2 separate regions of the Homo sapiens genome follow, and region 1 is linked to region 2. A link is a contact called in ENCODE Hi-C or POLR2A ChIA-PET data. All regions are on one chromosome and are shown on one strand. The core of a region is the stretch at or near the end of the contact, and the rest is flanking DNA. Distances in the headings are between cores, read along the strand shown. Region 1 holds the start of AGPAT2 (1-acylglycerol-3-phosphate O-acyltransferase 2). Region 2 holds the start of TMEM141 (transmembrane protein 141).

Evidence for each region. Hi-C counts contacts between places; a loop is a spot of excess contacts on that map. ChIA-PET counts read pairs that join two places held with the same protein, here RNA polymerase II (POLR2A). Pooled maps may share reads with other maps.
Region 1: a loop to region 2 is called in a map with no recorded cell type, with 5 times the contacts of the local background. The contact joins the promoter of AGPAT2 here to the promoter of TMEM141 in region 2. A Hi-C loop is called at or near these places in 3 of 37 single-sample maps with no recorded cell type and 9 of 50 pooled maps. POLR2A ChIA-PET finds 5 or more read pairs at or near these places in 1 of 52 experiments (K562).

What each region holds. Positions count from the first base shown.
Region 1 is chr9:136,686,205-136,691,064 of GRCh38, forward strand. It overlaps AGPAT2 (1-acylglycerol-3-phosphate O-acyltransferase 2), which reads right to left and starts at 1,253. Exons shown (of 6, transcript NM_006412.4): 1 at 972-1,253. The coding sequence starts at 1,153. RefSeq lists an enhancer at 1-719 and silencers at 440-1,009, 1,230-1,429, 1,900-1,979.
Region 2 is chr9:136,789,835-136,794,592 of GRCh38, forward strand. It overlaps TMEM141 (transmembrane protein 141), which reads left to right and starts at 1,510. Exons shown (of 5, transcript NM_032928.4): 1 at 1,510-1,590; 2 at 1,877-1,943; 3 at 2,113-2,196; 4 at 2,417-2,524; 5 at 2,985-3,483. The coding sequence starts at 1,537. The coding sequence ends at 2,998. RefSeq lists a silencer at 897-1,936.

The DNA.
Region 1 (4,860 bases), core at 3-2,502, 100 kb before region 2:
CTAGCAAACCCTCACCCACTGCCCCTGGAACCACGGGGAAGGGGGCCTCTGGGGCCACAATGCCCCCACCCCAGGCCATTGCAAAAGCCACTGGCTGGGCAGTCCAAACAGGGCAGGGAGAAATGTAGCAACAGCCTGGGGACGGCTAACAGGGAGAGGGGGCAGGCAAGAGCCTTCTCCAGCAGCCACCCCGCCCAGGAGCAGGCAGCCCCCGCCGTCTTTGGCAGCCCAGTCTGACCTCTGGCCCCCAACCCCAGCCTGGCAAAACCAAGCTCCCACCTTCTGGAAGGCGTCCAGGGGAAAATTTCAGCCCCGCCGAACCCTAGTCCTAACTCTTCCTTCCCTTCGCTTGGAAGCTGGGCCCCCGGAGCTGTAGGCCAGGGGCGCGCTCCCCAGCACGGAAGCAGGTCCCCTCCGGGTCCCCCACCTCCCTGCGAAGAGGAAAGGGAGAGAAAGGGGAACCCGCCCCACAGGTGCGCCCATCACCGGGCGGACAGTCAGGAGGGGGTCGGAGGGAGGCCGAGGGGTGCCCCCACGCCGTCGTGCGCCCTGATCAATAGCCCTGGGGCAAGTCCCCGCCGCCCCGGCCTCGGTTTCCCCGCTCAGGAAGCAGGGCTGAGCCTCTCCCAGCGCGGACCGGCCCCCTTTCTCTCCGAAAGCTGCTCCACCCCCGGAACCCCACGCCGGGCTGCAGGGACGCGGCGGAGGCCGAAACCGGTGTAGACGCCCGGGGCCAGGGCGGGGGGTGGGGTGCTGGGCACTGTGACGCCGGCTCCTTGACCCCGTGACTCCGGGACCCCCTGACTCCGGGACCCCCTCCTGTGCCTGCCGCCGGCCCAGGCGCGCTCTCCCCGGAGCCCCGGAGCGGGGCGGGACGGGCGGGGCAGGAAGGAGGGAAGCCCAGAAGAAAGTTAGGGAAGCGGAAGCGGCGCGGCGGTTCCCCGGCCCCTCCCGGCGGCCCCCGGCCTTGCCTCATGTTCTCCACCGTCCGGCCGCCGTGGCGCAGCAGGCAGACGAGCGAGGCCACGGCGGACACCGTGAAGCACAGCGCGCAGTACAGGGCGACCTTGGCGTAGAACTCGGCCGCGCGGCTCAGCTGCACCAGCAGCAGCAGCAACAGCAGCGCCGCGGCCAGACACGGCCACAGCTCCATGGCCCGGCCCGGCGCCCGACGGCGCCGCCAGCTCGCTCCCGCTCCCGCTCCCGCTTCTCCCCCGCGCGCTCAGGCCCCTTATTGCGAGGGCGGCGGGGCTGGGCGGGGCGGGGCGCGGCGTGGGGGAGGAGCGCGCGGCAGGGAAGGGCTAGGTGCGGCGCCCCGCCCCGACACTGTCCCCAACAACGCCCCGACACGGTCCCCTCACCAGGCCCCGCCCCGCCACTGTCCCCAACCCCGCCCCGACACGGCCCCCCCTTCCCGCCCTGGGTCACCCGGCCCGGACCTCCCCTCCACGCTCCCTCCCCACAGCCTTCTGCCAGGTTACCGAGGCTCTGGCGCTCTGCTCCCACCCTCCCGGTCCCAGGGGACCCCCCCATCATGGCTTGCCGGTGGCTCGGGCTCTGGCGCTGCCCCCCATGGTCTGGGCCTCCTGCCCCGCCCGGTGCCCCCTCCCCCCGCTGCCGGGGCAGCCACAGGCTCCCGCGCGCAGAACCACAGCTCCCCAAGGGCGTAAAACCAGCGGGGATGCGCCCGTGCCAGGCCGGTGGCCACGCAAAGGGCCGCCGGAACCGCCCCCGAGTGACCAGTGGCCACCTGGCAGAAAGCCTGGCTCTTAGGGTGTTCTCGGTCCCCTGCGGGGAGACTCGTGGGGGCGCGCAGGCCAACTGGGGCGTGTGTCTGGGCGGGGCTGGGTTGCCCCACCCTGGGTGCCAGAAGTAGCCTTGTCACCAGGGACGCTCCGGGGGCAGGCGAGGTGGGTGTCAGGTGGCGGCGTTCACATCCGCTTGGCAGCACGGCCAGCGTGGCAGGGCAAGGTGCAGCTGGGACAAGGGCAGCAGTCACCTGGCCCGGCCCCCACCCGGCGTCCCACCTCAGGGAGCAGATGGAGATTGAAAAGCAGTTTCCTGGGGTCCCTCCTCATAGGGACTCTTGGGTTTGCTGCAGTTGCGGGAGTGCTGGCCGCCCTGCGCTCTAACGGGTCAGCAGGGGAGCACGGCCCCTCTTTTTTCAGATGCAGAGTTGAGCTGTTAAAACATTTCCCTGAACATTGTAACCACCCCCCAAACTGTACTGAGAGAATGACAAATACAGAAACTGCTCTTCAAATGAATGGGGAACTGCGGTCCTGAAGGACGTGGGGTCTCGCTGCCTGGGCTCAGCAGCCCCTGCCCAGGCGGTCCCAGCTTTTCTTGAAAGTGGAGACACATCCTTTTGCCTTAGGCCTGTAGGCATCTTACAGCGAAACCCAGGAGAGCATTTTCCAGCCCAGTCTCCTTCCAGATCCATATGGGCTTCATCTGGAATCAGCTTGGAGGGCCTGGCTTGACCTCTTTCCACGCTTGGAGCCGGAACTGCACACCCCGCAGCCGGGAGGTCTGAGAGCTGCACTGCTGTGCCTCTGAGAGGCTGAGAGGTGGCTGCTGACGGCTGCGGGGTTTTCATCTTCCAGGGCAGATGAGGTGGGTGCACCCTGCAGACAGGAGTGCCGCTGCCGGGAGCTGGGGGATGCGGGGGTGTGGGCTGGGGTCCCAGGTGGACTTCCTGGAGGAGTGGGGCTTCACAGCACCTTCAGCTGGAGGCTCTGTGCACCCAGGTCCCGAGCAGGTTGTACCCTGGCTGTGGAATCCAGTCCTCACAACCATCAGGCCTGTCCAGGGGCTTTACATGCCAGCCCCCTTCTTGTCCTTTACCTCCCAGCCCACCGACCTTTCCAGGGTGGCCACCATCTTCCTGCACCCCTAGGTGACTGTGTGTGTGTTGGACACCTCTCCCTCCTCTCCTCCCCCCGGAATGGAGCCCGTGGGGCCTCATCTGTTTTGTGCACCATGTGCGACCAGCACTCAGGCCAATGTCTGGCACATAGCAGGTGCTCAGCACACACTTTCCATAGTAGCAAAGGCATCCCCATTTTACAGAGGGAAAACTGAGGCTCTCAAGGGTGAACACCAGACAGCCGGGACGTGACAGAGGAAAAGAGGCTGACTCTGAGCCGGAAGACTCCTGCCAGGGCTGGCAGGAACAGTGCCAGGGCAGCACACGGTGACCCTGTTGCCTCCCCAGACAAGGTGGGGTTTTGCCCACTGCTCTCCTGAAGAGGGTGAGACCTAATTTCACCTCCTCCCTCTTCTCTGCACCTTGCAGAAGTGTTGAGAGAAACGTCCACTTTTCCTCCGACAAGATCCAAGAGGAGGCGGGCCAGGGACTTGGGGAGTGATGAGGAAGTACTGTGTATTTTAATATAATGCCACATTTGGGAAGCTAACACATTATTTGTTTCTAGAAGTAAAGCTCCAGAGAATCTTATGGGCTGGCAGAGATGCCAAGAAAAGAGATTTTCTTCTTCTTTTTTTTTTTTTGAGACGGAGTCTCGCTCTGTCACCCAGGCTGGAGTGCAGTGGCGTGATCTCGGCTCACTGCAAGCTCTGCCCCCTGGGTTCAAGAGATTCTCCTACCTCAACCTCTTGAGTAGCTGGGATTACAGGCGCCCGACACCACACCCGGCTAATTTTTGTATTTTTAATAGAGACAGGGTTTTGTCATGTTGGCCAGGCTGGTCTCAAACTCTTGACCTCAAGTGATCTGCCCGCTTCGGCCTCCCGAAGTGCTGGGATTACAGATGTGAGCCACCGCGCCCAGCCTAGAAAAGAGATTTTCTCTAAAATGAGTGCTTCTCACCCAGGGAGGGCTGGCATGGGCTCTGCTGGGTTTATCCCAAGAGTGTGGTGAGGGACTGGGAGCCTGGTTCTGTTGTGTAGGGATGGCCAGCGCCCTGTCTGACCCTTGAGATGCCCTCAGCTACCAGGGGCAGGGAGTGCTGGGCCGGTGGTGGCCGTGCGGCTGTACCCACCCAAGGACAGCTGAGAGTCCTCCTGGGCATTTGCTGGGACCCGGCCAGACAGCGCATGACACCAGGTGACAGTGAGAGCTGAGTTGGCACCGGCTGCTGAGGCCCGGGGAGCCCACACAGCTCAGGGAGCGAGTGAGGACGGAAGGACCAGCCAAGCCTCTCCAATTCCAGGAAGCAGAGATGAAGCCAGTGCTGTGTGGCCCAGGAAGGACTGGCAGGGGCAGGGCAGCCGGGCTTTGAAGACCAGTCCATCTGGCTTTAAACCTAAACCCTGAGTTAGCCAAGGCACCAGAGCCTCGGTTTCCTCATCTGTAAAGTGGAGACGTGACGCTCGCCGTGCCCAGTGTGTGACAGGAGGCAGCTGCCGGGCTGGCGGGGCACATGGGCCTGACTAGGCCTCTCCCCAAAGACCTGCCCCGGAGAGACACCAGGACAAGAGCCAGGGAAGGGGAGAGCTTCTCGGCAGCTGGAGACACGGGGACGTGTGGCCAGGGGGCAGCCACGGCACAGCTGGGCCTCGGGCTGGACCCTTCAGGGGCTCCTTCCTTCCAGGGAGGACATCAAAGCCTGGCTTGGGGGCTGGACGGGGAGGCCAGGCTATGCCGGGACCTCAGCCTGCACAGAGTGGCTGAGGTCCAAGCCGGGCATGCCTGGGGCTCTCGGGCAGAGCGTACCCTGGCCGACGGGTTGTCCGGCCTCCTGGTGGGTGTGCTGGGCGCAATGCCATTCCCACCACCTGTAAATAAAGCAGCCTGTGAATCTTTCATGGGTTTGTGCTTAAAAATAGATGAGGTGAGCCCTCTGGGCTGGCTGCCCAGACCTCTGCAGCAGGCGGGGCGGTCCACACTCTCCCTAG
Region 2 (4,758 bases), core at 260-2,759:
AGCAAATCTAGCTTTTTTGTACAGACTTATAAATTATCTAAAGACTTCAGCCTTTTTTTTTTTTTTGAAACAGAGTCTCACTCTGTCGCCCAGGCTGGAGTGCAGTGGCACGATCTTGGCTCCCTGCAACCTCCACCTCCCAGGTTCAAGTGATTCTCCTGCCTCAGCCTCCCCAGTACCTGGGATTATAGGCACCTGCCACCACGCCCGGCTAATTTTTGTATTTTTAGTAGAGACGGGGTTTCACCATCTTGGCCAGGCTAGTATTTAACTCCTGACCTTGTGATCCACCTGCCTCGGCCTCCCAAGGTGCTGGGATTACAGGCGTAAGCCACCGCACCTGGCCAAGATTTCATCTTTTTACCTCATATTTCTTAGGAATTTAATGGTTATATGTTGTCTTTTTTCCCATGCCTTTTGGCTCAAGCAACACGTATATCAGTGTTGACTTTTTCTTTCTTTGATCTAGTTTAAAAAAAAAAACCACATAATAATTCTTTGAAGAAAGGAAGGGGTTAATTTTTTTCCCTAGCACTTTCTTGAAGATCAGGGACTTTATCGATGAAAAAGTAGTAAATAGTTATTTGTAACCTGTGTGAAGCAGCAGCCTGACTTGAAGTCCTCCGTTCTTGCTAATGGTTACACCAGTGAATACTAGTGGAATTGTTTGGGCTGATTTTAGTTTCTCTTAATCAAAATTACTAGATGATAGAATTCAAGAACTTGTACATGTTATTACTTGGTGTATCGATAATTATTTGAAAGTAAAGACTCTTTGTCATGCAAAACAAAAGGAGTTTGAGGCTCAGCTACTAAGCTGCTGGTTACAGAACCACTTTGCTAAACAGTGATTTTATACATCCCCACTCCGTGGTGGCTTATGAGAAATTCAATCCCTGATTGTAGTCCTCAAGCAAAATAACACTGACAATCATCAGGCCTCTGCAAGTGTGGGAATGAGGCCCGGCCGGGGGGAGGAGCGCACGCTCTCAGCCACGCCCCGCCCGGTGCCCGCCTTCGCCCCGCCCAGTCGTCGCCGGAGGTCACAGGGCCCAAGCTCCTAGAGGCGTGGCCAGGCCCCAGGCCCCACCCCTCTCCCCTGCGCTCTAGCAGGCTCGATCCATGCTCCGCCCCCAATCCAAGGCCCTGGCCCCTCCGCCTGCACCCGGCAGGACCCGCCTCTTAGAACCCGACACCTCCGCCTGCGCAGGCCCGCTCCCCGGTCCTGTCTCTCAGGCCCCGCCCCCAGGTCGCGTCTCCAAAGTCCCGTCTCTCAGGCCCCGCCCCCAGATCACGTCTCCCAGGTCCCGCCCCCTCCGCCTGCTGCCGCGCGGACCCGCCCTCAGGCGCCGTCTCCTAGGCCCCGCCCCCTCCGCCTGTTCCAGCGCGGGCCGGTCCCTAGGCCTCGCCCCCAGATCCGGGCCCTGCCCCTCCGTCCGTAACTGCGCAGGCCTGTCCTCTGGGCCACACCCCCAGGTTCCCGTCCCGCCCTTCCGCCTGCGCCTGCGCAGGCCCGCTCCCCGAGCCCTGCCAACCATGGTGAACTTGGGTCTGTCCCGGGTGGACGACGCCGTGGCTGCCAAGCACCCGGTGAGAAGGCCGGTCTGGGACGCGGGCCTCAAACCCCAGAAGCTGACCTGAGCGAGGCGGGGGGCCGGGGCGTGGGGGTGCCCTCGTCAGGGAAGAGTGGCGGAGGCTGGGGGCACTCTCTTGCTAAGGGGCTCAGGGCGTCCGGGTGGGCATAGGGGAGGTGGGACGTGTCCAAGCGCCCAGGGTCTCACTCCTCCACAGCCAGGGTGTGCCCAGAGGAGGGACAGGAGAGGCGGTGAAGGAAGAGGGCAGGGGATCGAGCCTTCACCCGCCTCTGCCACCCCAGGGACTCGGGGAGTATGCCGCATGCCAGTCACACGCCTTCATGAAGGGCGTTTTCACCTTCGTCACAGGTAGGCTGCGTCCAGGTGTCCTGCGGCTGGGAGAGAACGCACCCTCCCGCCCTGCCCTGACTCCCCAGCAGGGGGCGCCAAGTCACCTGCCCGCAGGTGCTGGGGGCCTGGCAAGGTGGGCCCTGGCTATCCCCGGGTACAGGTTGATGGGGACCTCGGCTCTTTGCAGGCACCGGCATGGCCTTTGGCTTGCAGATGTTCATTCAGAGGAAGTTTCCATACCCTTTGCAGTGGAGCCTCCTAGTGGCCGTGGGTGGGTACTCCAGGGCCCCTGCCTGGGCTCTTTGAGGGGTGGGTTTCTGCTAGGGTTGGGGCTGTGGTTCTGCGTCCCTGACTCTGACATGGAGCCCCAGGTCTCGGCGGGAGCCCCACCTGAGCCCACCCACCACGTCTGTCAGGAAGTAGCCTGTGCCCGGTTCTCTTAGCCTGGGAAGCACAGAGGCCCCAGCCCTCTTCCATTTCCTGCTCCACAGTTGCAGGCTCTGTGGTCAGCTACGGGGTGACGAGAGTGGAGTCGGAGAAATGCAACAACCTCTGGCTCTTCCTGGAGACCGGGCAGCTCCCCAAAGACAGGAGCACAGGTGAGAGAGCCTGGGGGTTAGCGAGAAGTGAATGCCACCTCTCCAGCACCCAGAGTTTTGGGCAGCCAAGCCTGGGTGCACCATGCGATAGGCTAGACAAGGTCCCTCCCTCTGGCCCGGCCTCCTCAGCATGTGACTGCCAGATGGGTTGGAGCTGGGGGTGGGCGCAGTAGACAGATCTTGGAGAGCTCCCTTTGAGGAGAAAGAACCAAGAGGGGCTGGGGTGCCCCTGAGATTGAGAGGAAGGGTGCAGAGTGAAGGGTGTGGCAAGGCCACAGCAGCCACGTGGGCACCCGAGAGGAGTGAGGCTGGACTGAGAAGCCCCGCATTGGACCCAGGCCTGGCCTCCACTGCCCGTTGTCCTTGTTACGGAACCCAGTTTCTGCCATGATAAAATGGGCACAGGGATGCCCAGCCACGATGGATGTGGTTCGAGCTTGTCTCTCTTTGCCTTTTACAGATCAGAGAAGCTAGGAGAGCTCCAGCAGGGGCACAGAGGATTGGGGGCAGGAGGAGTCTGGAACACAGCCTTCATGCCCCCTGACCCCAGGCCGACCCTCCCCACACCCTAGGGTACCCCAGTCGTATCCTCTGTCCGCATGTGTGGCCAGGCCTGACAAACACCTGCAGATGGCTGCTGCCCCAACCTGGGACCTGCCCAGGAGGTTGGAGCAGAAAGGGCTCTCCCTGGGGTGGTGTTTCTCCTCTAGGGTATTGGGATGCATGTTCTGCACTGCCAGCAGAGAGGGTGTGTCTGGGGGCCACCACCTATGGGACACGGGGTCGAAGGGGCCTGTACACTCTGTCATTTCCTTTCTAGCCCCTGCATCTCCAACAAGTCCAAGGTGACAGCTGGTGCTAGGGGCGTGGGGTTAATAAATGGCTTATCCTTCTCTCCACCCAAGTTTCCACCTGACCAGGTGAAAAACAAATCAGAAGGGTAAGATGATGACAGGTCACATGAAACCTTTATTACCCTACAGTTGATATATGAGGATCACATGCAAGTTACATACTGAGGATGTACAGGGAAGTTCCCAGCGCTGAACCCCAGAATTAGACGTTCGCATCAGCCCCGTAGGCCACGTGACACCACCACAGCCTCTCTGTATGGGGGTCTGCCTCTGTAGCACTTGGCATGTAGGGGCAGAGCAAAAGGGGCCAGGCTGGCCAGAGCCTGGCTGCTGGGAGAGGAGGGACTTGTGGGCCACGCCCACCTGCCTATCATTCCCCACTCATCTATTAGCCAAAGTCACTCCCCAGAGGCAGAGCTAGCCCGTTGTAGCCGTGTCTGTGTGGAGGGAAAGCTTCTGAGTGGGCAAGCCTACACACAGCCCCGAGCCCCAAGAGGAGGAAGAGGTGGAGACCAGACGGAACCTCCACAAGTCCATCATGGTTACAGCTGGCTTCCCCGCAGCACCGAAGACCCACAGCATGGGCCCTGCTGCCCCCGACCCAGCTCAGCTGCCACGCCTCACCTTGCCAGGCACTGGAAAGAAAGTTTATTGAGTACCTACTGGGCCTTCAGAGTGACAGGAAGCTCAAGTTGACAGTGGCTTCAGCAAGATGGAGCTTTATTTTTCTGTTTTTTGTGGTGTTGTCGTCGTTGTTTGGAGACAGAGTCTCGCTCTGTCACCCAGGCTGGAGGGCAATGGCGTGATGTCGGCTCACTGCAACTTCCACCTCACCAGTTCAAGCCATTCTCCTGCCTCAGCCTCCCAAGTAGCTGGGATTATAGGCACCCACCACCACGCCTGGCTAATATTTATTTATTTATTTATTTTGAGATGGAGTTTCACTCTTGTTGCCCAGGCTGGAGTGCAGTGGTGCAGTCTCAGCTCGCCACAACCTCTGCTGCCCGGGTTCAAGCGATTCTCCTGCCTCAGCCTCCCGAGTAGCTGGGATTACAGGTATGCGCCACCATGCCCAGCTAATTCTGTATTTTTAGTAGAGACGGGGTTTCACTATGTTGGCCAGGCTGGTCTCAAACTCCTGACCTCATGTGATCTGCCCACCTCGGCCTCCCAAAGTGCTGGGATTATAGGCGTGAGCCGCTGGGCACCGCGCCGGGCTGAGCTTTATTTTTCTTTCATGTAAAAGTCCAAGTGAGTGGTCCAGGGTTGACAGGGAATCGGGGACCAGGCTCCTTTCAGTCTGCTCCCTGCTGTAATGGTCTCTGTTCCCAAATCTGCCTCATGGCCCCAGGCGGCTGCACCAGCTTCGGCCATTGTGTC